2 separate regions of the Homo sapiens genome follow, and region 1 is linked to region 2. A link is a loop called in an ENCODE intact Hi-C map of the cell type or tissue named here. Cell type or tissue: mammary epithelial cell. All regions are shown on one strand. Each heading gives the region's core, and the rest is flanking DNA. Links, peaks and the distances in the headings are about the cores only. Region 1 overlaps ENOX1 (ecto-NOX disulfide-thiol exchanger 1). Region 2 overlaps ENOX1 (ecto-NOX disulfide-thiol exchanger 1).

Evidence for each region. Hi-C counts contacts between places; a loop is a spot of excess contacts. Peaks named below come from ENCODE experiments on the same cell type or tissue, not always from the same donor. Only the 100,000 strongest peaks of a DNase experiment are listed, where the experiment ranks them.
Region 1: it touches region 2 in a loop (4-fold over the local background); 1 of 110 quality-filtered maps calls a loop at or near these places.

The regions. Positions count from the first base shown.
Region 1 is chr13:43,684,985-43,687,911 of GRCh38, forward strand. The region is part of intron 1 of ENOX1 (ecto-NOX disulfide-thiol exchanger 1); the gene reads right to left. Among named protein-coding and RNA genes, the nearest start is that of ENOX1, 100 kb to the right of the region's middle. In mammary epithelial cell, for the core only: no CTCF peak of the experiment used is centred there; a DNase peak (open chromatin) is centred at 1,697.
Region 2 is chr13:43,631,105-43,634,031 of GRCh38, forward strand. All of the region lies in intron 2 of ENOX1 (ecto-NOX disulfide-thiol exchanger 1), which reads right to left. Among named protein-coding and RNA genes, the nearest start is that of ENOX1, 150 kb to the right of the region's middle. In mammary epithelial cell, for the core only: no CTCF peak of the experiment used is centred there; no DNase peak of the experiment used is centred there.

The DNA.
Region 1 (2,927 bases), core at 227-2,726, 54 kb after region 2:
GAACTGCTAGTTTTTAGAAATTACTGTCCCTTAAGCATTTACTTTCTTTTTGGCCTTACTGTGTAAATCATGCTGCTCTTCCTCGATTTCCCAGGATCCCCAAGGCTGTGCTCTACAATGCTTGCTTTAAATAAAACTTGGTGCCAAAGAGTCTGCCGCAGCTTTCAAGTTCACCCGGACGACACTTTCCTACAATGGGTCTCTTCATACTTCACTATATCCGGATCTAGTTGATCCGCATTTTCTGCACAAAGTCTCACTTCCCAGCAATTGCAATCTGCATCTTGCATAGTTTCCTTCTATTCCCCTGGGTAGCTTGCTGCCAGGAAGGCAGAGGAGAAGAGGAGCTTTTTGATGCTAACAAGGCCTCTGTGTAGGACTCATAGCTAATGGTAAGGAGTTGAGTATGGCATTTCTCAGGGGAGCCCAGGTGAGTGAAAGTGTAAGGGCACAGCTGACAGCCATGTGCGTACCTCGCTGCTGGCCTAAAGTAGGTCCTCCAGCCTCTGAGCAGTAACCTGTTCATGGCTTACATCATGAAAAAATGAGTCAGTGCACTTGGCAACTCATGCCCTAAAATAGGTAAGGCCTGAACTCAAAAGGAAATTCTGAAAGAAAGGCATTATATGGTGACAGGTTTTTTTTTAAGTTGCCGGTGGTAGGATAAAAGCTAATGAATTATGAACATCTGTATTATTCTGCTGTCTTCCTCCTTCTGGACTTTTAGATGACTGTAAGCTCAACTTTGAGCTCAGCTAGTATTTTCTCCTGGGCATTCTGAGAAATGAGAACACATTTGCCTGCTGGGAGGCATACCCATTACTTATCAAATTAGCCCTCCTCAAGAATCTAACAGACTTGTCACTGCCTTTAGAAATCCCAGAAGGAAACACACACACACACACACACACACACACACACACACACACTACATGGTTGAAACACTCAGAAATCTCTTAATATATGTGAAGTCTTGGCCAACATACAGCAACCAAGGAGTCAAAAGTCATGTATGAGTCCTTAGGGATAATCTTTAAGCAGGCTCTTGCCACTGTCATGATTGGAATAGCAAAGGAAAAGCACCTGACCTTCTAAACAAAGAAGAAACAAATCAGTAAAGCTTAGATATTGGGACTTAATAACAAAAGATAACCTTAAGTAGCTCTCGGGATATACCAGGACTTTATTTGTGTTATCTCATTTAATCCTCATGATAATATCTTGAGGTAGACTGGTAGTATTAATATTCTCATTTTTTAAGATGAGAAAATCAAAGTGTAGGAAGCTTTAGTAACTCATTCAAGTCTCCCCTGTTAATCAGAGATGGGATGTGAATGCATGCTATCAATTACTTCTGCTTATCAGTGGTCAATGATATTTTCTATCAGGATTAGCCTACATCCAATAAATTTTGAAAGATGAAGGAAAAGATGAGCAGAAAAAAAATGCAGGAGTTCCTTATTTTTTAACAAAGTGAAGATAATACAGGGAAAGAACACAATGTCAGTCCATTTCTGTGTTATCTGGCTTACTGAGGCAAAAGGAGGTTCTGAACTCGAACCATATGAATGTTGACCCACAAAGACCAGGGTTTGTTCTTAGCTAAGTGAGTCTTTGGTTAAAGATTCTCACATAGACTCTGAGACCTTACACACATGGTATCACACTCATTCAAATGCAATTTTCCCCATTTGGCTATTTCAAGTAGTCAACACACAGAAACTGCGTTTTCCTCCTGTGTCTCCTTGGGGAGGTCAGGGAGGGGTGGTGACATCATGGGAACAGTGTCTGTCTTCTCTCCTATGACTCATCCGAGTATGTCAAAGAAATGCTGCTAATGCTAGTCCTGCAGCATGAATTATCCTATCTGCCAAGCAAACTCGTGGAAAACAGCATACTCTCTCCATCACAGCCCCAAAGAAAGGTAGAAAAGGCAGCAATGAAAAACTACTCATGCAAAACCAAAGCACAAGAGAAGTGAACTTTACTCACTTCCTCCGCTCCTCACAAAAAAGTATATATACATTTCCATTTTCATGTTGCCAGAAATAGGTAACGACGGAATTTGATTCCTCCTCTGTGCTCTCACACCACTTTGTACAAATTGCTAAATTACAATGCTTACCATATTGTCCTATAATTAGATTTTAGGTGTCTGCCTTCTCACTAGTGTAATAACTCCTTTTTTCCCTTACCATTTGTATTCCAAGCATCTGGTATCACATTTAACAAATATTTGCTAAACAAACAAATGAAAGGTTGAATAAATGGCATTTGCTCAAGGGCTCTCTCTAACTAGGACAAAAGTAATGTTCTTTTTCCTCTATTCTTTGTGACTGAAAATGGCTGACACAGTCATATTGGACGGGGGAATGGATCATGTCAATCTGGAGTATTGGGTGTCTCAGATGTTCTGGCAGTTACTGAATGAGTGTCGTATGTGTGGTTACACATGTATCTCATAGTTTCCTCTGCTTTTGTATTCTACAGAGTTTGTCTCTTCCCCACTTGTACCCACCAAGCCAGCCTATTTCATGATTGGCTCCCTTAATCACTTATTTTCTTTGAACTTAATTAGGTCAATTAAAATCCTTACTCTAAGAAGGCACTCTTCTTATTTTAAGTTGCAGGAGAGAGAGGAGGGCGGGAAACATCACTTGATATTACCCTACAGTGCATGCTATGTTCCAAGCATGATGGAGGCTGGATATTCAGCAAGACTCAGTACATCCGTGGCCCTTCCTCTTGCAGAATTTACAGTCAGTGGGAGAAAGAGAGATAAATCATAAGGCCAATCAAATGTAGTAACTATAATGACAGATGAAGCACAGGGTGCTATGGGCCACACAGGAAGGAAACCAAAGCCAATCTGGAGATCAGGAAGAGCCTCTAGACAACATACCTTTTACATTTTGACCTGAGAGATA
Region 2 (2,927 bases), core at 114-2,613:
TGCCATAACTTAAACATTCTTCTATTTGTGGGTATTTAAGTTTTTACATTTTTGCCACTTTTAATAACACTGCAATGCATGTCCTTTTCCATAAATCTTTGAGTTTATTTTCCTCAGGGTAGACTGCTAGAATTTGGATTACTGAATTGCAGCTACTAGCTGCACTAGGCTCCCTCCCACAGCAGGAAACCTGGTTCTGGGTTAGGGCCAAATTCACTCTTGGCCTCAGCACTGAAAAGAGATTGCAGATTCTGCACCCCTCTGGCAAGACACTGTTGAGGTTCTCTTTAGAATTCTTATTTCCTGTCAGTGGTGCGGCCAGGTAAGCCTGGGGCTCTTTCAGCTTGCACAAAGTGTATTTGCTGCTTCTGCTCCGAGAAGAACTGCTAGGAATCGGGAAACTGAGTCAGATTTGTATGTTTCCTCTGGTTTGTACTCTGCCAGTTTGAGTCAGTAGAAAGGTAAGAAATTTTTTTTTGCAAGAACCCCTGTCTGCTAATTAATTTTAGAACAAATATAATAGTTTCCATACCACGAGGAAACAGTATCTTTAAAACAAAATCGGGAACACAATATCTACACGCAAGTAGGCTTTTATTATTTTTTCTTTTATTCTTTTTTCTTTGGCTAAAATTTAGGCACTATATTGTTTTACCACATTATCTGATCGTGATGCTTCATCTCTGATCACATGTTGCTGTCATTAAGGCATTTCTGAGGCTTTTCTTTCTTAATCTGGAAAGTTATTAAATTGTAAAAACGTGGCTTGTTGTATACTACCTTCTAAAATTATTAAAGAACACTTTTCTTTAAAACAAGAGTGTTCTCCATTGCCGTCAAGACAAACAGCAGTAACTTTACACAAAAGAAGCATTCATCTGTCACCCTACTTTAAAACACCCAATATTCATCAGCTGTTTGCCCTTCTTGGAGCAGCCTGAGCAGGAAAGGATTAATGTTTTATCCATTCATGCCCTTTGATCAATTTTCTATTGAGATGTTAGGTTTTTTTCTTCTGAATTTGAGAAAGCCCTTTAAGTACTGATTATATTAACCCTATGTCTATGTCTGTCATATTTGTTTAAAATAATTTTTCCCACTTTTCATTGCCATCTGATCTCATAGATGGTGAATTTTTTTTTACCATTCAGAAATATTTAAATTTAGTACATTATATAATGTTGTCTACTTTAGCATTTGTTTTAATTTCAAAATTAGGACATCATCTCAACCTGAAAATCATATATATTCATCAATTATATTTTCTTTTTTTAATGTATTTCTTTTTCTAGTGTATTATATATATAGCCTTATAAGATTATAATAATGTATTTCTATTATAATCTTAATTTTTTTTTTAAATGGAGTTTTGCTCTTGTTGCCCAGGCTGGAGTGCAGTGGTGTGATCTCAGCTCACTGCAACCTCTGCCTTCCGTGTTCAAGCGATTCTCCTGCCTCAGCCTCCCAATTAGCTGGGATTACAGGCGCCTGCCACCATGTCCAGCTAATTTTTTGTATTTTTAGTAGAGATGGAGTTTCACCATGTTGGGTAGGTTGGTCTCGAACTCTTGACCTCAGGTGATCCACCTGCCTCGGCTTCCCAAAGTGCTGGGATTACAGGCGTGAACCACAGTGCCCGGCCTGATTTTTATAATTTTAATTGTTTTATTATAATTTTAAACAGTAATAAAATACCATTTTTGAGAGATTTGAGTTTTCATTGGTTTTGATTCAACTTTTATCATATACTAAATTATTTCATACATTAGGTTTTTATACCCTGCTAGCTGTACCACTGTGATGTCTGTTGCTTCTTAGACTGTTCACTGGAGGTGTATCATATATTTAATATCTTGTAAAACAAGTATTTTCTTCTGCTATCATTTACTTTTTCTTTTCCTCAAAATTTTAAGTAGCTCACCCTATTTGTTCTTCTAAATGACTTTCGATTTGACAATTCAAGTTTCAAAATTTCTAAATGAACTTCAGAGTCAACAATTTGAGCTAGATTCCAATTTCATGACAAATATAATGTTTATAGCAGTAAAGATGTAAAAAGGCATTCAAACTCACTACTAACCATGGAATTATAAATTATTTGCCATCAAATAAGTAAAACATTTTAAAGGTTGATAATGTTCAATGTTGATATAAATATGGGTAAAATAGGCATTTTCATAGACCATTGATGAGAAAATAAATTGGTAGAGTTATTTTAGAGGAAATTTGCCAGTATCTATCATAATGCAAAATATGAGTATCATTTGATCCAATAATTCCCCATCTAGGAATCTGTCTCATAGATATTCTTACACATGTACACAAAGATACAAGGTAGTTCACCACAGCACTGTTTGTAAAAATCCCGCATTGGGATCCACAAATAAGTCCACGTGTAGGGGAATGATAAAAGTAAATTATTAAGTATCCATACCAAGGAATGTTGTAGAGCTATTAAAAATAATGAAGTAGATATATGTATAATAATATGGGGAAAATCTTTTAAGATATATTATTATATAAAAAAACAAGTTTCAGAGTAATGTGACCAACATAATGCTATTTACATTTTAAAATGTGTGTATGTGTGTGTGTGTGTGTGTGTGTGTGGATAGGTGGGTTGATAGTGTATATATGTATACATATATTTAGAAGGATAAGAACAAAAAGGATAGTAGTATTTACTTTTGGGGAGGTGAGGTTAGAGAGTAAAAAGAGCTTATAACTTTTAAATCTAAGTATTTCTATAGTATTGAGTACTATGTAGGTATTTCTCTTAAAAGTTTTAATTTCAAATATACAAATTGCACATAAATGTAATCTTATAATGAGTAAGTGAAAATTTAAAATATATTTGTATATTTTAAATTTAAAAACTTAAAAGCAACACCTACTTACTATTAATATCACCTTTACCTGGATCACCA